Linked DNA regions of Homo sapiens: region 2 is linked to region 1. The links are chromatin loops, found by intact Hi-C in ENCODE. Cell type or tissue: heart left ventricle. All regions are shown on one strand. Each heading gives the region's core, and the rest is flanking DNA. Links, peaks and the distances in the headings are about the cores only. Region 1 overlaps GSK3B (glycogen synthase kinase 3 beta). Region 2 holds the start of MIR6529 (microRNA 6529).

Evidence for each region. A loop is a pair of places that touch in the nucleus more often than their neighbours do. Peaks named below come from ENCODE experiments on the same cell type or tissue, not always from the same donor. Only the 100,000 strongest peaks of a DNase experiment are listed, where the experiment ranks them.
Region 2: it touches region 1 in a loop (2.3-fold over the local background); 8 of 110 quality-filtered maps call a loop at or near these places.

What each region holds. Positions count from the first base shown.
Region 1 is chr3:120,007,283-120,022,923 of GRCh38, forward strand. The region is part of intron 1 of GSK3B (glycogen synthase kinase 3 beta); the gene reads right to left. Among named protein-coding and RNA genes, the nearest start is that of MIR6529, 70 kb to the right of the region's middle. In heart left ventricle, for the core only: no CTCF peak of the experiment used is centred there; no DNase peak of the experiment used is centred there; H3K27ac peaks cover 1,069 bases.
Region 2 is chr3:120,075,691-120,091,331 of GRCh38, forward strand. The region is part of intron 1 of GSK3B (glycogen synthase kinase 3 beta); the gene reads right to left. MIR6529 (microRNA 6529) reads right to left here and starts at 8,958; the gene lies at 8,874-8,958. RefSeq lists a silencer at 6,166-6,215. In heart left ventricle, for the core only: no CTCF peak of the experiment used is centred there; no DNase peak of the experiment used is centred there.

The sequences.
Region 1 (15,641 bases), core at 2,911-10,910:
AAAAAAGTCCAGGACCAGACAAATTCACAGCCGAATTCTACCAGAGGTACAAAGAGGAGCTGGTATCATTCCTTCTGAAACTGTTCCAATCAATAGAAAAAAGGGGAATCCTCCCTAACTCATTTTATGAGGCTAGCATCATCCTGATACCAAATGATATCTGGCAGAGACACAACAACAAAAAAAAAGAAATTTAGACCAATATCCCTGATGAACACTGATGCGAAAATCCTCAATGAAATACTGGCAAATCGAAACCAGCAGCACATCAAAAAGCTTATCCACCACGATCAAGTCGGCTTCATCCCTGGGATGACAGGCTGGTTCAACATATGCAAATCAATAAATGTAATCCATCACATAAACAGAACCAATGACAAAAACCACATGATTATCTCAATAGATGCAGAAAAGGCATTCAACAAAATTCAACAGCCTTTCATACTAAAAACTTTCAATAAACTTGGTATCGATGGAACGTATCTCAACATAACAAGAGCTATTTATGACAAACCAACAGCCAATATCATACTGAATGGGCAAAAGCTGGAAGCATTCCCTTTGAAAACCGGCACAAGACAAAGATGCCCTCTCTCATCCCTCCTAGTCAACATAGTATTGGAAGTTCTGGCCAGGGCAATCAGGCAAGAAAAAGCATAAAGCATATTCAAATAGGAGGAGAGGAAGTCAAATTGTCTCTGTTTGACGTCTCAGGCCAAACACTCCTTAAGCTGATAAGCAACTTCAGCAAAGTCTCAGGACACAAAATCAATGTGCAAAAATCACAAGCATTCTTATACACCAATAACAGACAAACAGCCAAATCATGAGTGAACTCCCATTCACAATGGCTACTAAGAGAATAAAATACCTAGGAATACAACTTACAAGGGATGTGAAGGACTTCTTCAAGGAGAACTACAAACCACTGCTCAAGGAAATAAAAGAGGACACAAACAAATGGAAAAACATTCCATGCTCATGCATAGGAAGAATCAATATCGTGAAAATGGCCTTACTGCCCAAAGTAATTTATAGCTACCACTGACTTTCTTCACAGAATTGGAAAAAACTACTTTAAATTTCATATGGAAACACAAAAGAGCCTGCATACCCAAGACAATCCTGGGCAAGAAGAACAAAGCTGGAGGCATCATGTAACCTGACTTCAAACTTTACTACAAGGCTACAGTAATCCAAACAGCATGGTACTGGTACCAAAACAGATATATAGACCAAAGGGATAGAACAGAGGCCTCAGAAATGCCACCACACATCTACCACCATCTGATCTCTGACAAATCTGACACGCACAGGCAATGGGGAAAAGATTCCCTATTTAATAAATGGTGCTGGAAAAACTGGCTAGCCATGTGCAGAAAACTAAACTGGACCCCTTCCTTACACCTTATAGAAAAATCAACTCAAGATGGATCAAAGACTTAAACGTTAAGACCTAGGTCCATAAAAATCCTAGAAGAAAACCTGGGCAATACCATTCAGGACATAGGCATGGGCAAAGACTTCATGTCTAAAACACCAAAAGCAATGGCAACAAAAGCCAAAATTGATAAATAGGATCTAATTAAACTAAAGAGCTTCTTCACAGCAAAAGAAACAGAATGGGAGAAAAATTTTTGCAATCTATCCATCTGACAAAGGGCTAATATAAAGAATCTACAAAGAACTTACACAAATTCACAAGAAAAAAGCAAACGACCCCATCAAAAAATGGGCAAAGGATATGAACAGACACGTCTCAAAAGAAGACATTTATGCAGCCAACAGACATATGAAAAAATGCTCATCGTCACTGGTTATTAGAGAAATGCAAATCAGAACCACAATGAGATACCATCTCATGCCAGTTAGAATAGCGATCATTAAAAAGTCAGGAAACAACAGATGCTGGAGAGGTTGTGGAAAAATAGGAACACTTTTACACTGTTGGTGGCAGTGTAAATTAGTTCAACCATTGTGAAAGACAGTGTAGCGATTCCTCAAGGATCTAGAACTAGAAATACCGTTTGACCCAGCCATCCCATTACTCAGCATATACCCAAAGGATTATAAATCATTCTACTATGAAACACATGCACACGTACATTTACTGCGGCACTATTCACAATAGCAAAGAGTTGGAACCAACCCAAATGTCCATCAGTGATAGACTGGATTAAGAAAATTTGGCACATATACATCATGGAATACTATGCCGCCATAAAAAAGGAGAGTTCATGTCCTTTGCAGGGACATGGATGAAGCTGGAAACCATCATTCCATCATTCTCAGCAAACTATCACAAGCTCAGAAAACCAAACACCGCATGTTCTCACTCATAAGTGGGAGTTGAACAATGAGAACACATGGACACAGGGAGGTGAACATCACACACCAGGGTCTGTGGGGGGTGGGGGGCTAGGGGAGACATAACATTAGGAGAAATACCTAATGTAGATGACGGGTTGATGGGTGCAGCAAACCACCATGGCACATGTATACCTATATAACAAAACTGCACGTTCTGTACATGTAACCCACAACTTAAAGTATAATAATAATTAAAAAAAAAGATGGCACTCATGACAGATTCAAAAGCAATGAGGGATTCCTTCATAAGATAGCCAGGTGAAATACAGGCAGTCTATATTTATCATGGCCAGCCATCTTGAATATTTATGTCTTTAGGTCCAAGGTAAAACACTCAAACTGGCATGATTTAATCACCCCAAATCCAAAACCACTTGTGAAAAGAAAGAACTCAAATCTTGTCAGCACCACCATTTTTATTTACAGCAGTATTATATATGCTTTAAATGCACACAAACCCCAGCATAAGCCAATATAAAAAAAGCAGTTTTCAAAGCTTTCAAACTCTCCCTTCAAGTCTCATCCCTCAGTAAAATAAACCTTAGGTATATTTGCTAAAAACCTAGTTTAATCTGAGTTCTAAATTATCATGCCCCACCCCCCAAAATTCTATGCTAATCTTAACTACAACTTTTCAAGCTGACTATAAACCTTATCATAAGTTATTCTCTCCCTCATTTGTAAAATAACTTTTCTTTACCTGTATCTTAGCAGTCCTAAAAACAGAATCACAGTCTTCTGAACTTAAACTCTAAATGAAGAGATCCAGAAAGGTTAAAATCCAAGGTATTGAATGCATTCTTACAATCCAATTGTCTCAAGAGAACATAAAAAGCATACGTTATTTCAAACATAGTCTGACTCTTCCCTATGTTATCCAAGTCAAAACTGTAACACCAAAAAAAGATTTCGAGGACTCTGAATTAAAAATTCCACTGAACAAGTTGCTTGCAAAATCTCACATCTAACTCACAAAACAAAGGATCATTAATAAACTAATATAGATTTTAAGAACAGTAGCTGAGTGTGGTGGCACATGCCTGTAAGTGAGCCAAGACTGCGCCACTGCATTTTGGCCTGGGTGACAAAGGGAGACCCTGTCTCTAAATAAATAAATAAATAAATAAATAAATGGCCAGGCATGGTAGTTCACACCTGTAATCCCAGCACTTTGGGAGGCCAAGGTGGGCGGATCACTCAAGGCCAGCAGTTCAAGACCAGCCTGGCCAAGATGGCAAAACATTGTCTCTACTAAAAATACAAAAATTAGCCAAACACAGTGATGCACACATGTAATCCCAGCTACAAGGGAGGCTGAGGCACAAGAATCCCTTGAACCCAGGAGGCGGGAGGCTGCAGTGAGCTGAGATCATGCCACTGTACTCCAGCCTGGGCAACACAGCAAGACCATTTCCAATAACAGCAACACAAAAAGCCTACTGTACTCCACAATTTTAATTAACTGAAAAACGGAAAACAAAAACTGTCTGGGGTCCAACCAAAAATTATGTTTTTCTACTGCATAACCATATTTCAATAAAGGAAACAGGAGCCCCACCTTTGTATTTTCCTTGCTCTAGTAAGAGAACTTAAGCAATATAAGCATTTGTGATGACGTTCCCTATTTGCCTCCACAGGTTCTACTTCTTTTTAAAAAAGGTAACATTTCAAGGGTTTGAAAACTAGCTATGATAGATATCCATTAGAACCCTGGGATTTAGCATCTCTTCACTCCAGCCACTGAGCCTAGGAATGTCTATCCCAGCATCATAATTTGCAAATGGGAAAAAGCATCAAATAAGACAATTCTGCTAAAGTATTAAAAGCAGAGTGGAAAGGTAAAACAGGTCCTACAGATACTATAGCTGAAAGAGACTCTTAAGGCCTCTTAATTTTAAGCTGAGATTTGATGTAGACAAGGACCAATTCTTTCACACTTTTGCACATCTAGAGACAAGGTACTTACTACCTTAGCAGTAATTAAAAGATAAATAGCAGAGCTGAAAAGAATGGCAGGGCAATATGGGGGATGACTTGGCATGAACATTAGTAGTGCCATGGGTCGGTCAGCAACTAGCGTGCCAAGGAAAAGCGCATTACCATTTGGCATTGGAATTAGCCAACTTGGCAATAAGATAACAACTGTATAAAATTGTACTGTTTACAAAGAACAATCCCATTCATTGTTTCATCTACATTAATACCTATAATAGATTAATTTATCATAAAGCTTTAGGTAGCAGAACTCATCGCATGCCTCGTGCTGCCTCTGCTGTATTTTAAAACCTTCCCACTACCACTAACTTCATATTCTTTTCTCCATTTCCCCTTAAAAAAAGAAGATAATGTTTCCAATAACATAATGTAAAAGGATCAGCTCCAGAGTAATAGGAAGTAAGAGAATAAATCAACAGGCTTTTATAGTTTTCTGGCCTCAACCATGTACTCCTTAATATCAACATCTATTCCCAGAGACACTTTGGCAACATTAGGTTTTGAAATTTATACCAAAGCAAAACCATATCAAAAATAAAACTGTACAACAGTTGATTCTGTGACATCCAAACAACTTAATATTTGCTACAACAAATTGGGCTATTTCAGACCATAGCACTGCTTCCAAGAGACCAAAATCCTCAAGAAAAACTAGAAACTGTAACAAATCTGCTTAAACAAAAAATAACCACTTTGCCCAGTACTAAATTTCCTAGCATACATGAAACAGTAATTTCCAAACTAATTATATGGCACTAGCGATTATAATAAAATTGGTCTTCGAAACCGCCTTGAAGGTACAACAGCACAGCAGCAGGAACTAGTTCAGCTTCAGGCCCTCTCTCCCGTCAGAGGACTTCACTCACATTGTACAAATTCCCTACATAATTAAAACACAGCATTAAATCCCTACTCTTTACCATAATAGATAAATCTTAAATACATAAACCAGAATAGACCCCTCATGACGCAATGAAAAGACGGTATACAACAGAACAATCACTTTCTATTGAAGGCTGTTAAATACAGAATAATTTTTTTCTTTTTTAAGAGACAGGGTCGTCCAGGTTAGAGTGCAATGACGTGATCATAGCTCACTCACTGTAACACTGAACTCCTGGGCTCAAGCAATCCTCCTGCCTCAGCTTCCCAAGTAGTTAACACTAGAGGCACAAACCACCATGCCTCACTAATATTTTTTATTTTTTTATTTTTTGGAGAGACAGGGTCTCACTTTGTTGCCCAGGTTGGTCTCTAACTCCTGGCCTTAAGTCTAAAATCATCCTACCTCAGCCTCCCCAAAGTGCTGGGATTACAGGTGTGAACCACTGTATCCAGTCTAGAATACAATTTTTACAAAAGCCTTGGCGGTTTAGGCATATCCCAAAATAATACACACAGCCTAGTTCTCAATCTCCTAAAAACAGGATTGTACCTGTAAACAACATTTTGTAGTCATATTTTTTGAAGTCTTCTCAAGTCACTCCTCAGACCAATCCACTCCACGATGAATACGGTGACATGGACCCATCCAAGGTATGGAGGGAGTATCCAAAAGCCAAAAGTCCACTTCAAGGATGTTTAAATATTTCGTAGGTAGGTGTCTGGCACTGACACTCTAATTTTATTCAAATGATAAATCTCAAAGCTGAACATACTTTGTTCATTTAACAAAGGCATTTAATTTGATGTTTCTTGTTTTAAGGAGACTAGTTCTTAAAATCCAGTGCTGAGAAAAAGCAACAACTGAGACACTTTGTAACTGAGGTGCTTTTAGAGAATATGAATAAGGTGTACTACAAACTGAGAAAAGTCATGCCACAGTCTAATAAATACTCTGGTGACCTTGCTGTGGAGAGTTAAGTCTGCAATGACTGCCTCTATAAAAATTTTCCTTCACCTCAAGAATGAAGTCTCCACGTAGAAATAACAGAAAATTAAAAGTCTGCAACAAAAGCCTAGAGAAATCAGCACACCGCCCATGAATACACAGAAGATACAAAGCATTTTCATGACATTTTCTGTCTAACAATAGTATTAGCAGAGGGAAAGGCACTGCCAATTATTTCTCTATCATGTAGAGAAATAACACACAGCTATTTTTAAAGGATGTTTACATAAGACTGTCAGAAGAGGAAACTCTGGCCACTGTAAATTTTTCAGGTTAAGTTGAAGTTCAACTCTTTATCCAAAGAAACCACGTTTAAAAAAAAAAAAAAAACTATTAAAACAAAGATGTTGGCCGGGCGCAGTGGCTCAAGCCTATAATTCCAGCACTTTGGGAGGCCAAGGTGAGTGGATCACCTGAGGTCAGGAGTTCGAGACCAGCCTGGCCAACATGGCGAAACCCCGTCTCTACTAAAAGTACAAAAAGCTACTTGGAAGGCTGAGGCAAGAGAATTGCTTGAACCCGGGAGGCGGAGGTTGCAGTGAGCCAAGATCATGCCACTGCACTCCAGCCTGGGAGACAGAGTGAGACTCTGTCAAAAAAAAAAAAAAAAAGCAAAAACAAAACAAACAACAACAACAACAAAGATGTTGGGCTAGACACAGTGGCTCACATCTGCAATCCCAGCACTTTGGGAGGCCATGGCAGGCACCATAGTGAAACTTTGTCTCTATTTATTTTTAAATAAAATAAATTTAATTTTAAAAAGCAAAGATGTTCTCCCCAAAATAAACAAACTGCTAGAAACAAGAAAACAACATAAAAATTAATTAGCAAAGGGAATAAAAAGTAGAAAACTGAGCCCCATGGGATCAGAGTTAGAAAATTCAAAAATGAACTTATTCTTGTGATTAAAATAGGGGCTTTATTTATGATGCGGAAGCTCTAGCCAGAGTGCACAACTGCTTATATATGTTGGAACAAATGAAACTATGAAGAAAGAAAGGAAATATCAACCAAGCAGTTGAATCAATCAAATCAACCCTAATGATCAACAGCAGGATAAAAATTCCAGGGCAATTTCTATGTAAACTTCATGTGATAAAAATCTTTCTAACAAGGTCTTTTCCCTTAGATACCATTCATCTTCACATGATTCTAACCTAAGAGATTAGAAAAAACAAAAAAAACAATTACTAAATTTCCTTTGGGGATAGGAAGAGTAAATAAAAGGAGAGGCAGAGAAAACAAAATGGACAGATGTCACATAGGCTGGCTTCCGGAGATGTTTACTTGTTTATCACTTTTAGAAATGAAAAGGAAAACATAGGGTGGCAGAGGACAAGAGATGACAGAAAGACTCCAGAGTTCTTTTCAATCACAGGAAGACATCATGCTACTGAAATTAACAGATATCAATTCTGAAGAATCATAACATCCCCTTCTTTAAAAAGAAAAAAATCAAATTTTGTCCTTAGAGGCCTAATGAAAAGAATATGGGCTTTGAAGTCATACAAAGGTTTATATCACAAGTTCAACCTACTTAATATCTATAAAATGGAAATAGCTGCTACTTAGGGTTGTGACACTTGAATAGCACAGGTTACACAGTTGTTGTTTTTTAAATGCATGCCACTTAGTGGGTGCTCAATAAATTACAGTTTCTTTGAACTTCAAATTATTAGCAGTGGAAATAGGAAAGAATATATTATTCTGCTCCACTATGCTCTTTTACCACTCACATGTGCCCTATCACGGTACTTATCACAATGCCCTATAATTAAAAGTCTGAACCCCTTACTTCACTAAGAGCTCTTAGAAAAACTAGACATTGGCCAGGCGCAGTGGCTCACGCCTGTAATCCCAGCACTCTGGGAGGCCGAGGCGGGTGGATCATGAGGTCAGGAGTTCGAGACCAGCCTGGCCAACATGGTGAAACCCCATCTCTACCAAAGATACAAAAAATTAACTGGGCATGGTGGCGCACGCCTGTAATCCCAGCTACTCGGGAGGCTGAGGCAAGAGAATCGCTTGAACCCAGGAGGTGGAGGTTGCAATAAGCCAAGATCACGCCATTGCACTCCAGCCTGGGAGACAGGGTGAGACTCTGTCTCAAAAAAAAAAAAAAAAAAAAAAAAAAAAAACTAGACATTATTGGAATCATTTACATTTCCCATGTGCACTAGGTTCAGCACAATGCAAATGCTCAGCAAAGGTTTGCCACAGACTTTGTAAGAATTATTCAAGCAGAATTGTTAGGATTTGAGAACTGACTAATTCATGTTAAACCTAAGTAGTGCTTTTGTGTCTTCCTATGCTTGCCATTGGTCAGATATAAATTCCTGGGGAGAAGATATATAGAAAAGCCTTACAAGTAGTAAAACAGAATGGAGGGCTTACTGAAAACATGGTGACAACAAGCAGCCAAAACAAATGACTCAATGTCCCACATGTGTATTTAGGTATGGGTGGGAAATTTACTCTGTTCCTAACCCTTTTCCAAATAATTCTGGTTTCTTTAGAGCATCAATATGCAGCAATTGGCAAAAACTGGACAGGAGACAAAACTGAGATCTTAAGTTCAATTTATGTAAGCATATTCCTTGAGAACTGTTTACAGTTTGCAAGCACCACTCACAGTGGGCATAAGAATCACCTGGGAGTTTACTAAAATGAAGACCCTAGAATATATCCCCCAAAAGGTCAGTAGCTCTGAAGTGGGGCTCCAGAAACTGTATTTTTAATAAGCACCTCAAATGCTTCTTAATGCAGGTCCAGCTACCACACTTGAAGAGCCACAATATACCATTTAATTCCTACAAAAAGCCTGTGACATACTCAGAACACTCATTTTAACAAATGGGAAAATTTACGGTGTTCAAAAAGATTTGATAATTTGCTCAAAGTAATCCCTTCAACAACTCATATCCACAGGATTCAGACCTGTCCATTTACTGAAAAACTCGTGTCCTACTACATTACTTTGCTAAGGACCATGTCATAAATATAAGAGATGGGTATTTAGGCCCTGAAACCAACTTTTTGTGTTCAGCAAAACCTAAAACTCCAAATATCTTACAAAAGGTGCTGAGGCCAATATCTATTAGCCACTCCAATTTTTTCTTTGAAATATCCATACTTCTTCTGAGCCAATTTTAATTGACTCAATTTTTTATCTTCTTGGTTTTACCTCAAAACCAAATTTTACTTTAAACCAAACAATAAACCTAAAATCAGAAACATGCTAATTTTCAACAGTCTGAACTTAAATATTATTTTACTTGTAAGCCATAAACTGGAATCAAGTGTATTTTCCTTTTCTCTAACTTCACTGAACTGGAATAAAATCAAACCAAACCCAAAGTGAATAAATATTTCACTTGGTCTTAACTCCTCACTTGAAATAATTTCAAGACGTAATTTAGAAACAGGTTTATTTTCCATACACGTCTAAAAGGCTTACAGCATGTGCATAAAAATCTTTGGCTTTTAGGAATTTACATTAGAATTTTTAACTCTTAAAAACACGCTTATCCGTTTGATTTACAAGCTGCCCAATTTGGAGGGCAAGGGTAGACACTATATTTAAATTTTTCTTAAGAAGGAAGGTTACCAGATTATCAAAGAATTAGTACGCTATACATGGATGAAAAGAGAAAATGGTAAGTACTTAAACTAAAGAAGTAAATAATTACTTTTAAAAATACAATTACTCACTCACTGATCCAGTCAGTGGTCACATTCTAGAAACATCAACCTTGAGCAGCCAGAAGAAAGCCAGAAAATAGATCTCAAAAAGCTGGTATATTTTACTGTAATCTTTAGTGACAGTAATACCAGATCAGTGCTCTAAATATATTTTTTAAATCAATTAGGTCTGTTCTTGGCCTACTAGACATCCCTTTGGTCCTCAATATTGCATTCTGACAACCCAAATGCCCCCAATATAACAGCTTATCCAACCCTGCCCTCACCTGAAATATGCAGATATCTGCACTCCTTAATCCAAACTGCTTTTTCCATAGCACAGCATACAAATTTACACACATTTTTAATCACTTTAAAGTGGAGGTTATTAAATCAAAAATTGCTGTTGAATTAAAACAGTAGGGAGGGGAGGAGAGAGGACAGGATTTGCTTTCTCCCAGAAGACTACTGCTTACTCTAAGTCAGTCCTACATACTTTATCAATTACGATTTAACAACTAATACCCAATCCATGAGGGCAACACTTACAGTTATCACACACTGGGGGCGTCCCATTTTATGACTATGCAGATAGCAGTCTGAAAAAATATTTGTTCATTTATAAGTGACAAATTTCTACAGGCTTCTACTATACTTTGGAAACTAAAGTCTGAAAGTCACCAAAATAAATACCTCTACTTCCTCCTCAGAGATGACCTCGGACCCTGCAATCACCCTCTTAAAAGAGTGAAGTCAATTCAACAGATTGAGAAGATAATGCAGTTAAAATTCATATATTTGACAGTTTTCCCTAGGACCAATCATGATCACCAAACCATCATCACTCATCATCACAAATAAATTTGTGAAGCACTTTACAGTTTAAAAGCACAGTTAGACCCATTATCTCATTTGATCCAAGCAACAGTCCTACAAAGGAGGAAGAACCAGTACTAAATCAGGGAGAAGGGAACTGAGACTCAAAAAATAAGTAAAATTGCTCAAGGTTATATACAGGTAACCCCTGAACAATATGGGTTTGAACTGCGCAGGTCCACTTATACACAGATTAAAAGTACAGTATTCACAGGGTGTAAAACCCACATATACAGAGGGCCAACTTTCTACATACGGTGGTTCCATAGGGCCAACTTTCCACATACGGTGGTTCCATAGGGCCAACTGCAGGACTTGAATATGCAAAGATTTTGATGTGCCCAGTGGTCCTGGAACCAATGCCCCATGTATAACAGCAATGACTCTATAGTATTAAAAACTAGAGTATAACACTACAGTTTAGACTGTGTAGTATTAAAAACTATACTATAGTCTTATAGTACTCATCCAAATTGCCTCATCCAATTCCTAAGTTTAGTATACTTTCCATTACTTATAAAAGTGAAAGTGAATTGAATAATTTACATTCTAAAATAAATCCATAAAAATAACTCGGTCCAATATAACCACACATTTTGAGTAAGAGTCTTTACATCTTCTAATATAAACTGCAAAAATACCTTTAAATATAAAACTGTGTCATTTTGCTGATATACAAAGCTACCTGAGAGACAAATCATCTAAAACGAGTAAAAAGAGAGCCAGAAATTCCCGAGGCAAATCACATCAGTGAACAGATAGCAAACATTTAAACACTTCAACAGATTTATCACAATACTAAGTAATAATACATAGCCTAACAACAGGTGCTACTTTTGTAGGAATAGAAGGAACATTTCCTGATTTTCTTTTTGGACTGCTTTCTTCTAAATATGAAACATTTTGGAAATTGAAAAAGGAAGCATGGTTTTTCTAATCAATAAACAAACAAAAAAAAGGAATGTAAAAACCAAATCTCTCTCATCACATAATAGTTTTAGGCATCTGTTGAATTAGCTAAAGTACAATATTTTACTTTTACTTTTCATACATTCAAAAAATATATTTTCTTAATAATAGTTTAATACATCAAAAAACACTCCAAATGTATATCAAGCTATTTAAATATTTTTGGTGAGCTGATGTACCATGTTATGAAAAAAAAAATACTGAAACAGTTCATATAAAAATACCATAGTAGCATTCTACTCCCCATTCCCAGTTCTAAATAGCTTCCAAAGATATCCAAAACCACTTACTGACCAGCATAAGGATTGCTAACCCAAAACACTTTATCAACACCTTTGCTCTCCTCCATCAGGAATCATTTGCATGTTATACTCTACCCCTATTCCCTTAAACCTGCATTATTTGTGTGTCAATGAAATCTATCTCAAACAATTTCTTTTTCAAACACACATCCTAGGTTACTCTGTCTTCCATTGTTCTTTCCTATCTTTTTTACCTGAGGAAACAATTTCTTTTCTACCATTTTCATTCCACTCAGAACCTAAAATACAATCTTAACCATAGCCGGTAAGCAAAAAGATAGCATTTCTGCTGTATACCAATATCAAAACAAAGAAATGCCAGCAACCTATAAAGTACCTGAAAGGACACAGAAAGGCCTGCCAGACTCCCGCAAGTCTCTACGCCTGACCTCCCTCTGATTAAATCCCTGTATCAATCACACATAGAAGAAAATTTTTCAAAACTAATTCTTAACAGTGTTCTGGTGTTAACTACTATTCTTGCCATATTATTTTCTATTATGTGTCACTGTAAATATGTAGATATTTGAGCTAACTATGGCTTCACTAGGCTTTTGTAGGATAGCCTGGGAACCTATTCGCATTTACATATTTACTAAACTTACTATGAAAAAATACTTTCTAAGTTCCAAAATAGTTTATGAACTTTTAGAATGCAATCTGTTTATCAGCTAAAGCTTTTCTGTATAACAAAATAGGAGGAGGAGATATGCCTAAAATATTACAATTTTAACTGTTGCGAAGATAGAGTACCTCCAAACAACTTTATAAGAACCTCTTAAAATTAACTATGGAAAATAAAATAGCAGGTAATAACTACGAGTTTTGTCATTAATTCCATTTCTGCAAGGGACACCATACATTTTCAAATACTGATTAAATTCTAGTTTACAACTTCATTAGTAATGATGCTGTTTATAGTTAATATAATAAGGAACATGCCTAAGAGAAAAATATATAGGCATACCTCATTTTATTGCACTTTGCAGAAATTATGTTTTTTTACAAATTGAAGGTTTATAGTAACCCCATGTTAACCAAGTCTATCAGTGTCACTTTTCCAACAGCATATGCTCACTTTATGTCTCTGTGTCACATTTTGGTAATTTTTGCAGTACTTCAAACTTTTCACTATTATTATACCCATTATGGTGATCTGTGATCAATGAAGGCAAACTTAATAGATTAATATTGTGTATGCCCTGACTGCTCCACCAATCAGTTGTTTCCTCATCTCCCTCCCTCTCCTCAGCCTCCTTATTCCAGACACAACGATATTGAAATTAGGCCAATTAATAAGCCTACAGTGGCCTCTAAGTGTTCAAGTGAGAGAAGAGTCACCTATCTCTCACTTTAAATCAAAAGCTAGAAGTAATTAAGCTTAGTGAGGAAAATATGTCAAAAGCCCAGATAGGCTGAAAGCTATGCTTCTTGTGCCAAACAGCCAAGTTATGAATACAAAGGAAAAGTTCTTGAAGGAAATTAAAAGTGCTACTCCAGTAAACAGATGAATGACAAGAAAGTAAAACAGCCTTATTGCTGATACGGAGAAAGTCTGAGTGGTCTGGATAGAAGACCAAACCAACCACAACATTTCCTTAAGCCAAAGCCTAAACCAGAGCAAGGCCGGAACCCTCTTCAATTCTCTGAAGGCCGACAGAAGCCTTCAAGGAAGGCTGCCAAGTTTGAAGCTAGCAGAGGAAAGATGCCCTCTCCATACCATAAAAGTACAAGGTAAAGCAGTAAGTGCTGATTTAGAAGCTGTAGCAAGTTATCCAGAAGATTTAGCTAAGACCACTGATGAAGATAACTACACTAAACAACTTCTAGATGCCATTAAGAATATTCATGATTCAGCGGGTGCGGTGGCTCATGCCTGTAATCCCAGCACTTTGGGAGGCCGAGGCAGGTGGATCACGAGATCAGGAGTTCAAGACCAGCCTGGCCAAGATGGTGAAACCCCGTCTCTACTAAAAATACAAAAAAAAAAAAAAAAATTAGCCGGGCATGGTGGCGGGCACCTGTAATCCCAGCTACTCGGGAGGCTGAGGCAGGAGAATCACTTGAACTCGGAGGGCAGAGGTTGCAGTGAGCCGAGATTGCGCCACGGCACTCCAGCCTGGGCAACAGAGTGAGACTCCATCTCCAAAAAAAAAAAAAGAATATTCATGATTCATAGGAACAGGAACAGGAGTTTGGAAGATGATACCAATCCTGGATGATTCTGAGGAGTTCAAAACTTCAGTGGAGGAAGTCACTGCAGATGTGGTAGAAATAGAAAGAGAACCAGAATTAGAAACAGAGCCTGAAGATGTGACTGAACTGCTGCAATCTTGTGATCAAACTTGAACAGATGAGGAGCTGCTTCTTATGAATGAGCAAAGAAAGTGATTTCTTGAGATGGAATGTACTCCTGGTGAATATGCTGTGACTACTGCAGAAATGAGAACAAAGGATTTAGGATATAATCTCAGCTGATAAAGCAGCAGCAGGGTTTGAGAGGACTGATTCCAATTTTGAAAGTTCTACTATGGGTAAAATGCTATAATGCCTGGGGTGCTGGCTACTGTAGTCCCAGCTAATCAGGAGGCAGAAGTAAGATGATCACTTGAGTCTAAGAGTTTGAGTCCTGCCTGGACAACACAGTGAGACACCCATCTCTATTAAAAACTAAAAACAAATATAACGCTATCAAACAGCATCTCATGCAACAGAGAAATCTTCCGTGAAAGGAAGAGTCAATTAATCCAGCAAACTTCATGGTTGTCTCCTTTTAAACAATTGGCACAGCCACCCTAGCCTTCAGCAACCACCACCCTAATCAGTCAATAGCCATCAACACTGAGCAGCAAAAAGATGACTATTCGCTGAAGGCTCAGATTATTAGCATTTTTAAACAATAAAGGATGTTTTAACTAAGGCTGTTTAGACATAATGCTACTGCACTTTATAAACTACAGTATAGTGCAAACGTAACTTTTATATGCACTAAGAAACCAAAAAAATTGTGTGATGTGCTTTACTGTGGTGGTCTGGAACCAAACCCACAATATTGTCAAGGTATGCACATATTAAATAACATTGTCCTAACTGATTACAGTTACTTATAATCAAATCCATATTGGTTTTTGTATTTGCCTTATCTTCCTCCCTCTAAAAACTTGCTTAACACCTCCCAATCCTCTCCCCACAAAAGAGAGAGAGAGAGGAAAAGAAAGAAATGAAAGAAAAAAAGACCGGCCTTTAGAGAACCTGGCAATGCCATTCAAATAGGGCAAGTCCAAGTCCACCTCTTCAAGGCGGAAGAGTACTGTCAGATTAAGTGGGTCAATTCACAAAGCAGTCCACTTAGCATTTCTTTCTCCCCACAAAGCTCTACTAGAAGAGATGCTAACTGGCTCTATTAAATAAAAGACACTGGAATAATCCTGCACTCACAGTGGGTCTACAACTGGGACTTGGTTCCTTTATCACTGCCTGAGAAATAAAATGAGACTAATCCTCTTATTGGTGGGTCATGGAAGAATGTCTTAGGACATCCGATGCCAAAGCAG
Region 2 (15,641 bases), core at 4,357-12,356, 70 kb after region 1:
GTACACTGAAAACTAAAACTACTGATGAAAGAAAATGAAGAGGACACAAATAAATGGAAAGAATTCCATGCTCATGGATCAAAAGAATATTGTTAAAATTATCATACTACCCAAAGCAACAAAACAGATTCAACGCAATTCCTATCAAAATCCCAATGGCATTCTTCACAAGAGTAGAAAAAGCAATCCTAAAATTCACATGGAACCACCAGACTCTGAACAGCCAAGGCAATTCTGAGGAAAAAAAAAAGTTGGGGGCTTCACGCTTCCTGAGTTAAAATTAAATTACAAAGCAACTATAATCAAAATAGTTTAGTACTGCCATAAAAACAGACACACAGACCAGTGCAACAGAATAGAGAGCCCAGCAACAAATCCAAACATAGACCGTCAACTATGTTTCAACAAAGGCACCAAGACAACACAATTCTTCAATAAATGGTGTTGGGAAAAATGGATTTCCACATGCAAAATAATGAAACTGAATCCTCATCTTACACCAGACACAAAAACCAACTCAAAATGGATAAAAACCTAAACATAAGACTTGAAGCCACAAAATTCCTAGAAGAAAACATAGGGAGAAATCTCCTTGACATTGGTCTTGGCAATGACTTTTTCCATGACACCAAAACACAGGAAACAAATGTAAAAATAGATGAGACTACATCAAACTAAAAAGCTTCTGCACAGCAAAGGAAACAACAAAATAAAAAGACAACCTACAGACTGGGAAAACATTTTGGCAAACCATATATCTGATAAGGGGTTAATATTCAAGATTTATAAAAACATCATACAACTCAACAGCAAGAAAACATATAACTCTATTTAAAAATGGGCGGCTGGGCGCGGTGGCTCACGCCTGTAATCCCAGCACTTTGGGAGGCCGAGACGGGCGGATCACGAGGTCAGGAGATCGAGACCATCCTGGCTAACACGGTGAAACCCCGTCTCTACTAAAAATACAAAAATTAGCCGGGCATGGTGGCGCACGCCTGTAGTCCCAGCTACACGGGAGGCTGAGGCAGGAGAATGGCGTGAACCCGGGAGGCGGAGCTTGCAGTGAGTCGAGATCGCGCCACTGCACTCCAGCCTGGGCGACAGAGCGAAACTCCGTCTCAAAAAAAAAAAAAAAAAAAAAAAAAATGGGCAAAGGAGGTGAATAGACATTTCCCTAAAGGTGACCTAAAAAACGGCCAACAGGTATATGAAAAGGTGCTCAACATCACTTATCATCAGAGAAATGGAAATCAAAACCATGATGAGATACCACCTCACCCCTGTTAGGATATCTATTATCAAAAAAATAAAAATAAAAAATAAGAGATTAAGTGTTGGTAGAGGTGTAGAGAAAAGAGAACCTCTGTACACTGTTGGTGAGAATGCAGATTAGTGCAGCCACTCTGGAAACAGTATGGAGGTTTCTAAAGAAACTAAAAATAGAACTATCATATGACCCAGTAATTATTCTTTGGGTATATACAAAATATTATGAAATCATCACTTCGTAAAGATATCTGCATTCCCACGTTCACTACAGCATTATTCACAACAGCCAACATATGGAAACAACCCTAGGTGTCCATCAATGGACGAATGGTTAAACTTCAGTGTGTGTATATATATATGTGTGTGTGTACACACACATATGGATGGACCTGAAGGACATTAACTGAAATAAACTATACACAGAAAAAAATATATATCATGATCTCAATTATATGTGAAATCTTTTTTCAAAAAAAGGTCAAATATACAGAGATAGAGAGTAAACTGGTTAGCAGAGGTTGAGCAGGGGAGGAAATGGGGAGATGTAGGTCAAAGTATAGGAAGTAGCAAATACCTGGGATAAACATGTCAAAAGATCTAATGTACAACATGAAGACTATAGTTAATAATAGTGTATTGTATCTAGGCTTTTGTTAAGAGTTGAGTAGATTACAGTTGCTCTTGGTAGGGGCGAGGGAGAGGGGGTGGGTAACTATGTGAGATGGAGATGTTAATTTCTTTTACTACAGTAGCCATTTTATTATAATATGTATCATATTAACATCATGTTGTATATCTTAAATATACATAGTAACATTTATTTTAAATTAATTGCTTACTATTGTACAATGACATGGTAAGTACTCAAAAAATTTTCTTCCTTTACTTCAAGTCTGGAGGGCCTGGGATCAACATCTGGAACCTATTCCCTACTAACTGTAAGGCCCCGGAATAAATCAATTAAAAAAATATATTTTTTTTAACCTCAGATTCTTCACTCATTAAATGGGGCAAATATTGTCACAGAGCATTATGAAAGTTAAATGGAATGAGAGTGCTTGGCACACAATAAACATTCAAAGAGTAGCTGAATCTGAATTCTAAAATTCCGGCCATCATTAACAGCATCCAGAGAAACTCAAAATCTATCATGACCACAAACTTTTTTCTAATTAGCTTCTTCCCCCACCCCAACTCCTATGGTCCACAGCAGCATTTCTCACCTCTTTCCTAGACTTTAGAAAGTCTAGGCTTTCTCAGCTATATGTAAGAAATTAACACAAAAAAAGATGTGTTTTTAATTAGATATAATGTGAAATGCATTTTAGAACAATTTCCTACTCCTAAATAAATACTGAAAGCCAACAAGCTATACAACTTATATTGATACCATAGCCCACACAGTGCCGGAAGACAATCTCCTGTCTCTGGGTCTTCTTTTCTAACGACCCAGGAATTGGCCCACCTGCTCCCATTTTGGAAGTCATGACAAATACGACAAACACACCCTTTGTTTCTAACTAAGTTCTCCTTCTCCAATGTAGAGCAGAAATATCAGAAATATCATACTAGAACTTCTCCTCTTTTTTTTTTTTTTTCTTTTTTTTCTGAGATGGAGTCTTGCTGTTTCCCAGGCTGGAGAGCAAGTGGCACGATCTCGGCTCACTACAACCTCTGCCTCTGGGGTTCAAGCGATTCTTCTGCCTCAGCCTCCCGTGTAGCTGGGATTACAAGCGTGCACCACCATGCCCAGCTAATTTTTGTATTTTTAGTAGAGACAGGGTTTCTCCATGTTAGCCAGGGTGGTCTCAAACTCCTGACCTCAGGGATCTGCCAGCCTCAGCCTCCCTCTGGGAGGGATTACAGACGTGAGCCACCGCACCTGGCCTGTCTCCTCTATCCTTTCAAAAAGCACAGCTCTTCTTTAATTTTCTACAATTTGACAGGAAATTACACACACACACACACACACACACACACACACTTTTTTTTCTTTTTGAGACAGTCTCGCTGTCTCGCCCAGGCTGGAGTACAGTGGCACGGTATCAGCTCACTGCAACCTCTGCTTTGCCAGGTTCAAACGATTCTCCTGCCTCAGCCTCCCGTGTAGCTGGGATTACAAGCATGCACCACCATGCCCAGCTAATTTTTGTATTTTTGGTAGAGACAGGGTTTCACCATGTTGGCCAGGGTGGTCTCGAACTCCTGACCTCAGCGATCCGCCCCTCCTCAGTCTCCCTCTGGGAGGGATTACAGACATGAGCCACTGCACCTGGCCTGTCTCCTCTATCCTTTGAAAAAGCACAACTCTCCTTTAATTTTCTACAACCTTGACAGGAAATTACACACACACACACACACACACACACACACACACACACACACACATTTTTTTTTTTAATAAGTAGACTACTGCCACAAGTAGATACATATTAAACATTTTTTTCTTTTTGAGACAGTCTTGCTCTCTTGCCCAGGCTGGAGCGCAGTAGTGCAGTATCGGCTCATTGCAACCTCCACTTCCCAGGTCCAAACGATTCTCCTGCCTTAGCCTCCCTAGTAGCTAGAATTACAGGCACCTGCCACCGTACCCGGCTAATTTTTGTATTTTTAGTAGATATGAGGTTTCACCATGCTGCTCAGGCTGGTCTCCAACTCCTGACCTCAAGTGATCCACCCATCTCAACCTTCCAAAGTACTGGGATTACAGGAGTGAGCCACCGCACCCGGCCTATATAAACATATTTTTTAAAGGCCTCAGAGTCTCTCAGTAAAAGTTATTCCTGATGTTCAACTGAATTTAAATAGAATTATACCTTGTTCTTTAGTAAATCCTCTTGGTTCAAGAAGGGCATAACAAGTATTTGCTACTTACAGAGAAAGTAAATTTCTTCCATGTCTAAGAATTGTACCCTATACCAGCCAAACATCTCACAATGCACACATTTAATCACAGAAGGAAATACCATGCTGATATGTGGAAAGCAATTTATTTTTCAAAACCAAATACAGAAAGTCATATTCGACCACTATTTAAGAATTTGTATTATGGCCAGGTGAGGTGGCACACACCTGCAATCCCAGCACTTTGAGAGACCAAGGTGGCTGGACTGAGCTCAGGAATTCGAGACCAGCCTGGGTAATATAGCAAAATCTCGTCTCTACAAAAAATACAAAAATGAGCCAGGCATGGTAGCGCACTCCTGTGGACCCAACTAATGTGGATGCTGAGGTGGGAGGATTGCTTGAGCCCAGGAGGTTGAGGCTGCAGTGAGCCAAGATCACACCACTGTACTACAATCTGATAAACAGAGCAAGATTCTGTCTCCAAAAAAGGTGGGAGGAGGGGGAGGGAAGAAGGAAGACGAAGGAAGAAGGAAGAAGGTAGAAGGAAGAAGGAGAAGACGACGACACTCTTTCCTCTAATTAAAAAAAAAAGAAGTTGTATTATTTAGCAATAGAAACCCTATTGTTTATTAATATTTCTCACCCTCTCTGGGAAAGCTCTAGAACTGACATACTAACATATCAAACAAACAAACATCATCTTAAAGACCCAAAAAGAGGTCTTGTAAAAATTAGTTTCGGCCAGGTGCAGTGGCTCATGCCTGTAATCCCAGCACCTTGGGAGGCCAAAGCATCCAGATCATTTGAGGACAGGAGTTTGAGACCAGCCTGGCCAGCATTATGAAACCCTGCTTCTACTAAAAATACAAAAATTAGCCAGGCGTGGTGGTGGATACCTATAATCCCAGCTACTCGGGAGGCTGAAGCATGAGAATTGCTTGAACCTGGGAGGCAGAGATTGCAGTGAGCCAAATCACGCCACTGCACTCCATCCTGGGCAATACAGCAAGACTCAGTCTCAAAAAAAAAAAGAAAAAAAATTACAGTTTCACAACTCCCCCACAATACAATTACATACCTAAGTACATCCATGATGAAAAGACTTCTCATATTTAAATACTGTCTGTTTACTTTATTCTTTTGCAGAGTAAGCTACTTGGTGAAAGGAAAGAAATTGAACTGTCAGGTTTCACTGTTATAAATCTCTCTTCAGTCCTTACCCACTCCAAATAAAATAATGTAAGGGGATACCGTAGTAGCGTCATATGCTCAATGTTTCAAAGGTACTGTGCTTACCAACCAGTGCAACCTAGCACCCAAGTCCTTTCTTTCAGTCATCCATCCAAAGATTTCAGAGCCACTCAGTGCTAAGCACACAGTGCAACAGAAGTGTCTGTATACTCTATGTCTCTTTCCTTTCCCTACTATCATTCCTTCACATTTAAGAAAAAAAAAAAAAACAGGGTCGGGCACGGTGGCTCACACCTGTAATCCCAACACTTTGGGAGGCGGGCGGATCACAAGATCAGGAGATAGAGACCATCCTGGTCAACATGGTGAAACCCTGTCTCTACTAAAAATACAAAAACTAGCTGGGCGTGGTGGTGCATGCCTGTAGTCCCAGCTACTGGGGAGGCTGAGGCAGGAGAATCGCTTGAACCCAGGAGGTGGAGGTTGCAGTGAGCCAAGATCGCGCCACTGCACTCCAGCCTGGCAACAGAGCGAGACTCCATCTCAAAAAAACAAACAAACAAAACACAAATTTAACTTAATTTCTTACATCAAAACTTAAATGTTCCTAGAAACATCAGCAATAGCTTGGTGACCTGTAAACTATCATACCACTAGACACCATATCACATGACAAACTGCCTTCAACTAGAATATGTACTAAGTGACCCAATACAAAAAGGACTGTGCTCCACACTGCAGAAAATACAAAGATGCATAAAATATTTTTATGTCATGTTGGAACTTATGATCTCCTACGGAGAAACAAGACACATTAACAAGAATACAAGGAAGAACATTAGAAGGGTCACAGAGAGTGCTGAAGGAGTTATATGAAAGTGAATTTCATGCCTTGAGATAAGCATGAATGACTAAAGAGGTGGCATTTGAGACTGAAAGCCAGCTAAGGTCTTTGAAACAGCAAGGGGAAATAATATATGACAAAGAATATTTGCATCGAAAAAATTCCACGGAGGCCAAGGCAATCATGGTAAGGACAACACCTAATTATCTTAACAGCAAAAATTTAAATACCTATTTTAACAGTTTTACTAAAATAAGGGTGGAAAGAATCACTACCCACCCTACAGCAAGCCCCCTTCTGAAAAACGTAACAATTTTCAACCTCTTTTAAATCTCAAAATAAGCTGAAAACATGATTAAAAACAAAGGCATAAATCAATGAAGTGTTTTTAAACCACACACACCTTTTCTATTACTTAAAAATAACAAAAATAATATAATTCCTGGACAAAATTCTAAGCCTGCACTGTCCAATACAATAACCACTAGCAACATGTAGCTAATGAACCCTTGAAATGTGGCTAGCCCAAATTAGTATGTTCTTTTTTTTTTTTTTTTTTTTTTTTTTTTTGAGAAAGAGTCTTGCTGTGTCACCCAGGCTGGAGTGCAGTGGCACAATCTCGGCTCACTGCAACCTCTGCCTCCCAGGTTCAAGCAATTCTCTGCCTCAGCCTCCCAAGTAGCTGGGATTATAGGCGTCTGCCACCACGCCCAGCTAATTTTCGTATTTTTAGTAGAGACGGGGTTTCACCATCTTGGCCAGGTTGGTCTTGAACTCCTGACCTCGTGATCCACCCGCCTCGGTCTCCCAATGTGCTGGGATTACAGGCATGAGCCACCGCGCCCGGCCCCCAAATTAGTATGTTCTTTAAGTGTAAAACACTCACTAGGTTATAAAGATTTACTACCCAAAAAAAGAATGTAAAATATCTCAATAATTTTTATATTGATTACATCTTGATATATTATTAGTTTAGATACACTAGGTTAAATAAAATATATTACTAGAATTAATTTCACTTGTGTCTATTTTTCAAAGTGGTTCATAGAAAATTAAAATTACATATATAATTCACCTTTTTGGCTTATATAATATTTCTTCTGAATAGCTCTAGTCTAAACAATTACTTAATATTAATATTTTTCAGATTTTTGTACTTGCCTTATGTTTGCATGGTAATCACTTAATAAAATGATACAAAGTAACCTTCCAACATCTATTTCTCAGTATCTAGATACTGCAAGGGTGAGGGTATCTGCCCAAAAAGTATATAGCTTCTTAACTGCCCTTTTGGAACAAATATGGAAAAAAACAATGAACAACTTTTCCAGGTATATTTATCAAACAGTTATCAGATAAGAACTATTCAACTAACAAACAAATCATGGGATTTCCATACAATGAAATGTTATTTAGAGATATGGGATCCAGGAAACTGGAGAGCCAACCCTGAAGAGCAGCGAAAGAAGTCAGAGGATGACAGCTGTACAACGGGGCCTGGAGAACAACTAGATCAGATCCCAGCAGTTGGACGAGGGCTCCAGGAAAAAGGACACTCCAGGAAAAGAAAGGGGCAGGAGGCAGGTAGAAATCCAGAGAATGTCTGATAAATTGGTACATTTGGGGGGAAGAATTGAGATTATAATTATTACAAACAGTATTTAAAAAAAAAGAAAGAAAATGGCAACAATAAAGTCTAAAAAGATTAAAAGCAAAGGAAAAAATGTGACTGTCACTTTGAAACAGCTTAATAGCTCCTTAACACTTTAAACAGAGAGTTACCATATCACCCAGCCATTCCACTACTTAGGTATATACCCCAAAAGATCTGAAAACATATGTCCACACAAAAACTTGCACACAAATGTTCACAGCAGCATATTCATACTAGTCAAAAAGCAGAAACAACCCAAATGTCCATCAACTAATAAACAAATCGCAGGATTTCCATACAATGAAATGTTATTCAGCAATAAAAAGGAATGAAGTACTAATACATGCTATAACATGGGAGAAAGAAAACAGTCATAAATGGCCATGTATTACATAAATCCATTTATATGAAATGTCCAGAACAGGCAAATCTATAAAGACAGAGAGTAAATTAGTGGTTGCCTAGAGCTGTGGGGAAGGGGAACATAGGGAATGGCTGCTAATGGGTATAAGCTTTATCTCTGAAATGATAAAAGTGCTCTAAAATTAGATGGTTGGGATGGTTACACAAGTCTATGAACACCTGAGTAATGAAAAAATGAATGTTACGGTATGTGAATTATATCTCAATAAAGCTATTCTCATAAGGAAATGTGATCACTGTATACTACTTGTTTCTACATAGAATACTGTTCCATGTCTACATACTGAGAATAATTTGAATAATAATTTAAATAAATAATAGTTTTTAAATAGTGGCATAATTATATCAGTATGAAAGCAAAAGGGAGATGGGCATGACAATAAATGATGTCTACCACAATAAGACAAAAAAATTAATTTTAAGAAATAGATAAAAAGCATATAATTAAAAATATGACAAAAACTACTAGAGGAAACAGCTGTCATAGCCAATGTTGCTTCTAAGAAGTAGGACTGGAGGACAGAAGATTACTTTCCATCATAAGCCCTTCTGCACTATTTGATTTCTTTAAATCATATATTCCTTTATAAAAGTAATTTTTATTCAACAACTAAGGGGTGCTTGATTTAGGAGCAGAATGAAACCGTACGCTCTTAAAGAAGTAAAAGGCACAGGCTTCATTGACACTGACGCACTCTGCGCCTCTGATCTCTCAAGAGAACAGGTTTTCTCATCTAAGATGTTAGAAAAATAGAAAGTTAAAAAATTATCCTGTCTTTTTATTATGAAATAAACATCTATTTTAAATGTGCTATTAATTGTTCATTGGTTAAGACTATTAACATTTTACCTCTAATTGCCACGAGAGGAGCTCTGTCATCTTTGCACTTATTCTCCAACTAACTTATATTTAGAGAAATAAGTATTTACTAATTTAATAGGTTAAAAAATAGCAATTTTCTAGAGTTACTGATTTAAATTTGTTTTAATTCTAACACTTCTGCTAAAGCTATTGTTAATTTATGTATGTATACACAAAATGCAAGTCTACTATAGAAATCATTAATCCGTAAAGATTCAGAATACCTATGAAAGGACACATAAGAAATTGTAATGCCAGTGGTCTCCAGGAAAGAGAACTGGTTGTTGCAGAGCAGGAGAGAAGACTTCACTGAATATCTTTAAAATTTTGAACCATGTGAGTAAATTACATTTTTTAAAATTTAAAGCAAAATAGGTAAATAAAACATGCAATTATCTGGCACACCGCACTCAATAATTACTGCCGTTATTACCATATATTATGAGAATATGATATACAGTACGTTGCTCTTCTATATACATGTAATTATATCTTATTATTAAAAGTCTACCAACTCAAAGCTTCCCCCTTTCCTTCATAATTTAAGTAATGTATAGAATGTGAAAACCCTGAATTCCACTAGGGCAAATGTCCCTGCAAATACTATCAGTCTGATGTCAGACATAATTCCAGTACCTCCAACTCTTCAGGTGCTCACACCACATACTCAAAATCTAGCATTAGAAATTCAATTGACTCAACTCAATAACTTCAACACAGGTCATGAAGAAAGTGTTAATCAATTAAAAATATTAACTGATTTTGCTGTACTTTGCGAGGCTGAGGCCAGCAGATTGCCTGAGGTCAGGAGTTCAGGACTAGTCTGGCCAACATGGTGAAACCCCATCTCTACTACAAATACAAAAAAATTAGCGGGGAATGGTGGCATATGCCTGTAATCCCAGCTACTCAGGAGGCTGAGGCAGGGGAATTCCTTGAACCAGGCCTCGAGGTGGCGGTTGCAGTGAGCCAAGATTGTGCCACTGCACCCCAGCCTGGGCGACACAGTGACATTCCGTCTTGAGAAAAAAAAAAAAGTATTAACTAATTTTATAAAATAACAGGAAGCAGACAGTGTTGCATTTAAATAAGATACCTTTCCTTGGAAAAAAACCTAAATCACCCAACCTTTCTAGTTATATTAGCCAATTAAGCCCCTAAGAATTTCTCAGACCTCCAAAAGAAAAACTACTTTGCCACTATCACCCTTTTTCTTCAGCCTAACAATTAAGATACCCAGCTTTTCAATTCTCATAGGCCATAAATGTATCTAGAAAAGTTCCTCTCTACATAGCTATTCATAATTCATAAGAAAGCTTAAATGACTCCATGCAGTGCCTTCTAAGCAGTCCACAAACAAAAGGTACAAGCCAGCCAAAATCCAAGCAGCAATTCCATATATACTAAGGAGGAAAAAAAAAAAAACAGAAATAGTAAGACAACAAATCTTAAATCAGATAAAACTCTGCTGCTGAGTTAATAAATGTAGATGGACAATGGAAGAAAGAGTTGGAAACAATACCCTGGGCTAGCACACTAAAGACTTTAGTACCTTTATCCATACTGCTGAAATCCAACTAGAAGATGGTGAATCAGACAGAGGTGACCCAGTTCTCTTCATCACTTCAGTGATCAACAAATTACAGATATTTTATGTAGTTTATGCAGAAGCCCAGGTTTCCACAAGAGATTTTTCTGCCTCCTGCCTCTTTAAAAGAGAATTAATATTCTCAGATGGGTGCAGTGGCTCATGACTGTAATCCCAGCACTGTGGGAGGCTGAGGCAGGATTGCTTGATTCCAGGAGTTCAAGACCAGCCTGGGCAAGATGGCGAAACCCCCTCTCTATAAAAACTACAAAAACTAGCCAGGCATGTTGGCGCATGCCTATAGTCCCAGTTACTCCAGAGGTTGAGGTTAAAAGATCACCCGAGCCCAGGAGGCAGAGGCTGCAGTGAGCCAAGACTGTGCCACTGCACTCCAGGCTAGGCATAGGCAACACAGCGAGACCCTGTCTCCAAAAAAAAAAAAAAATTTCTCTGGGTGAACATTTTCAACAATTATCAGAATGATTTACCCTGGAACTATATGAACCTACATACCCTACATACACTAAGTAATCCCAATATGCTTGTTTCCCCTAATCATCCATTCTTTTCAGTAGCATAATGCTTAATCAGTACCTATCCATTCCCCTGATCTGTGATTTCAAAAAAACCCAGACAACTCAATGAATTACAACTATATGTTAAATAATAACAAGGAACCGTTAATAAAAGCCTGAAAACTAACCTATGAGCAAAGTTTACACTCCATTTGTCTGCAGATATTAGCTGCTCAGGAGCACTTCTGGTTTACTGTCAATTACCAGCCAATTCCAATAAGGTGAGATTCCAAATAACACAATTCCACATTGATGCATAGCTGTTATTCTTCAGGAAAACTAAATTAGAAACACAATTTAGTTCGGCCACATGTGGTGGTTCACGCCTGTAATCCCAGCACTTTGGGAGGCCGAGGTGGGAAGATCACAAGGTCAGGATTTTGAGACCAGCCTGGCCAACACAGTGAAACTCCGTCTCTACTAAAAATACAAAAAATTAGCCAGGTGTGGTGGCAGGCACCTGTAATCCCAACTACTTGGGAGGCTGAGGCAGGAAAATCGCTTGAACCTGGGTGGCAGAGGTTGCAGTAAGCCCAGATCACGCCATGGCACTCCAGCCCAGGAAACAGTGCGAGACTCCATCTCAAAAAAAAAAAAAGTGTACTTTTTATTACTGAATTGATTTGAAATAAGAATCAAGAAATTAACCTTAGACCATGTTATTAAGGGAACACGTTAAGGACTTGGCTTTGTGCTGTTGTTAACCATGGTACTCTGGAAATAAAAAGTTGGTTTGACAAAACTAGTTTCAAGACAAATACATCATTACTTCAAGTGATCAAACCAAACATGCTAAGAAAACTATTCAATACAAAAAATATAAGATTTAATCACTTATAAAATTGGAACCTGCACATTGTTTGGAAGTTGACCTCTCTTCCCAAAATATAAGCAAAAATGGTAAGGGGGATTATAAACTAAGAACCCAAATCGACTAAATTGTCTTTTGTTTTGTTTTTTTTTTGAGACAGAGTCTCTCTCTGTCGCCCAGGCTGGAGTGCAGTGGCACGATCTCAGCTCACTGCAATCTCCGCCTCATGGGTTCAAACGATTCTCCTGCCTCAGCCTCCTGAGTAGCTGGGACTACAGACGCACACCACCACGCCCCCGCTAATTTTTGTATTTTTAGTAGAGACGGGGTTTCCCCACGTTGGCCAGGATGGTCTTGATCTCCTGACCTCGTGATCCACCCGCCTCGGCCTCCCAAAGTGCTGGGATTACAGGCGTGAGCCACCGTGCCAGCCGAACTAAATTGTGTTTCTAAATCTTATACCACATCAAATGCATTACAGACACAAGTATATTGGAATAATTTACTAAAAATGTCCATTATGTACTGAGTATTAGCTCATTTAAAAAAATAGAAAACTCAATAACGTAAAATGGAATATTCCTTTTTTATATAAATTTAAAGGCAGAAAATCTCAGGGAAAACAAACTTCTTTAACTCTACTCAGTTTTTCCTTGCTGTTCTATTCACATAGGTTTTTATATAAATATACATTTATACATTACACTCAACAAATTTCAAAAGCAATTTGATTTGTATAACCAAGGATGATTTGTATAACTCAAGATAAAATGCCAAGAGTGCAACCTCCGCTTTAATGAAAATGCTCTTCTTCTGAACAATGAAAATGCTTTTATTCTTGAAATCGGGGAAAACTCCCCTTCCACCACCACCACCCCACACACACACACAAAAAATCAGCTAGAAAATGATAAACATTCCAACAAATTAATTTACTTATGGTGATTATGTTCTTAGAAGAACAATATCCGGGGAACCCGGTTGGTCCTGTTAGTACCAACACACACTCTTGTCTCACCCACACAAGCGTTCTGCCCCTCCATTCTCCATTATAGGGTGGAGCATCACAAGAAGCACCACAATCTCACATCCTGTCTGTCATCTCCAACCCTGTCTCAACTTCATGGGTCTTATTTAAAAGTATGGAACTGTGACAATAGGGTCAACATATGCATGTTTCACAGCCTTCTCTATGCATAAAGTGCACACACAAATAGAGCTCTCCCACTCTTTAGACTCTGCTGCTGGAATAAAATCTCTGACTTTCCCAGCCTTGCTGTTTCTCCAAAATATTATCTCACACCTGCAACTCAATTCTAATATAAGGGCTACACAGTAAAGCGTGCAAGTACTGATTTTCAGCTGAACTTTGCCAGTGAAATGAGAAGATGTCACCTCATTTTCTAAATGCAGTTCCCAATCAGCCATAAGGTGATTTGTGAATCACTGGGTTCCCTTGAAGTTTTTCCTTTTGCCTGTGACTTACTGTCACTTCACAATTAGCATTCTACAGGTGCATGCAACAAGAAAGCATGCAATTCTTAAATATCTTAAACGTTTTAACAACTCTGGGGAAGTCGGGTTGGGAAATGACTGAAAATAAAGTTCTGGTTTTCAGTCTCACACATGAACTCTTTTCCACATTAACACAGGATTATCAAGAAATGGACTAAACTCTAATAACCTAATTTTTAGATGTCATAAAGAGATTAAACTTCCCAGGGGAATACGGAAACTCTAAGTTGCTACCTACTCTTTGGCTTTAATCACCATACGACGTAATACTGCAGAATAATATGCAGCTACTATTATTCTCTCTTTGCTAATAGAAATTTTGATCTAAAAAAGTTTTATATGAGGAAACAACTTAAGTGATACAGACTTATTTTCATATTTCTAAATCTTATATTTAAGTATTAAACCTAAACAACTAGCTAAATTTTCTCCAATTGTATATACCAAAAGGATTACTAATATTTTAACCAAAAGTGCCACAAACAGTCCCTTACTTTCCCTATGGAGTAAAATATCATGTGATTCTAAAGAAAAACTTTATAAACATTTATTTAATTACATGTAAACTTGGAAGTGAACAAAAATGAAACATTGGTTTCACTATAGCAAGTAAAAAGTAGTATTTCAAATATACTGATTTAAATTTGGGATTAATGCCTAAACTCAACAAAAAGGGCAAAAAATACTTGTTATAAAATCAACTTTTAATTTCTTCTGGAGTCTTCACAAAGTGAAGGCTCTCAATACTTTATTCTTAGATAAATTTTGCATTTAAAATAATAGTAATAATCATTATTTATAAAAAACAAGTTTTAAGCATATATCAAAGATTAATGGCTACATATCTAAAATGTTACAGTCACAGTTTAGTCCCAAAAGTATTTTCATTGATCTGAAATAAGCCATCATGAAACTATTATAACCAGGTTTCAAGTGTGAGGCTTTTGAAGCTGTATATAAAAAAAAAAAAAATTAGGACTTTGATGAGAAGCATTTAAATAAAAGCCCTTAGTTTACTGCTCCCGAATATAAATCCAACATCTTTAGGTGTAGAAAAATTAGAAACTGTGCAATTAATAGACTAGGAAGTCAAATATCATTGCCAGTAACTAACTGCTGTCTGAATTTCAAGGGAACTTATTGTATATTAAATTTTAAGAAAGTGAACTCACCTACCCTCTCACCTCAGCACTTTCTCAATTTTCCCATTACAATTAACAATATAACTTAGCAGTCAAGTCTTCCAGGCCAGTAACATCAGAATTTATTTTTAACTCTTGACTCCTTCACAAATATTCCACTTCAGTCCAGTATGAAGTTCTGCCAGTTCTTCATTCACACTGTCTCTCAAACCTGTTCCTTTCACCCCACTTTCACATTTTACTTTATTCCCTCATGATTCACAACATACCCTACTAGCTCCCTAAAAAGGCTCTAGCATCTCTCTACTATAATTCACTAATTCAACTGCAAAAATCATCTTACGTCTTATTCAGCAACCAACAATAAATCCAGATCTCTTCTGAATCTCAATCAAACTTGTACAGAACCCCTCTGCCCTCCATCAGCTAACTTTCTCTTATTTCTCAAATTCCATCTGTTCTTATGTTCTTATTTAGGCCCCTTTAATTCAGATTTGTCAACTTGATTATTGTCTCTCATGCAAAACTCACCATCATTGTTCCTTGGTACACTCCTTCCACCTAGACCTTTCATGCTTTTCTACCAGTTCAAGTTACCACCTCCTTTAACATCAGTCCTAATACACCTTGTCCGCAGGAAGTCTTTCCTCTCCCAACCATCAGTCTCACCCCTTTACTCTTTGCCACTCTGAACAAATGATTCAATTTGTATTTTACAATCTTGCAGTCATCACGCTATTGTTTTAATTTTTTTTTCCCCATAGCCTCCCTCTACAACTAAAGGATAAGCTTTTGAGAGCAAGGACTACAATTTCTTATGTCTGTTTTCAACAGGGGTTCCTTAGAATGCTAGCATCCTAACAAATGCTTAAAGACTCCCCTTTCTTTTAAATGCTTTTAAAGTCAAAGCTGTCAAA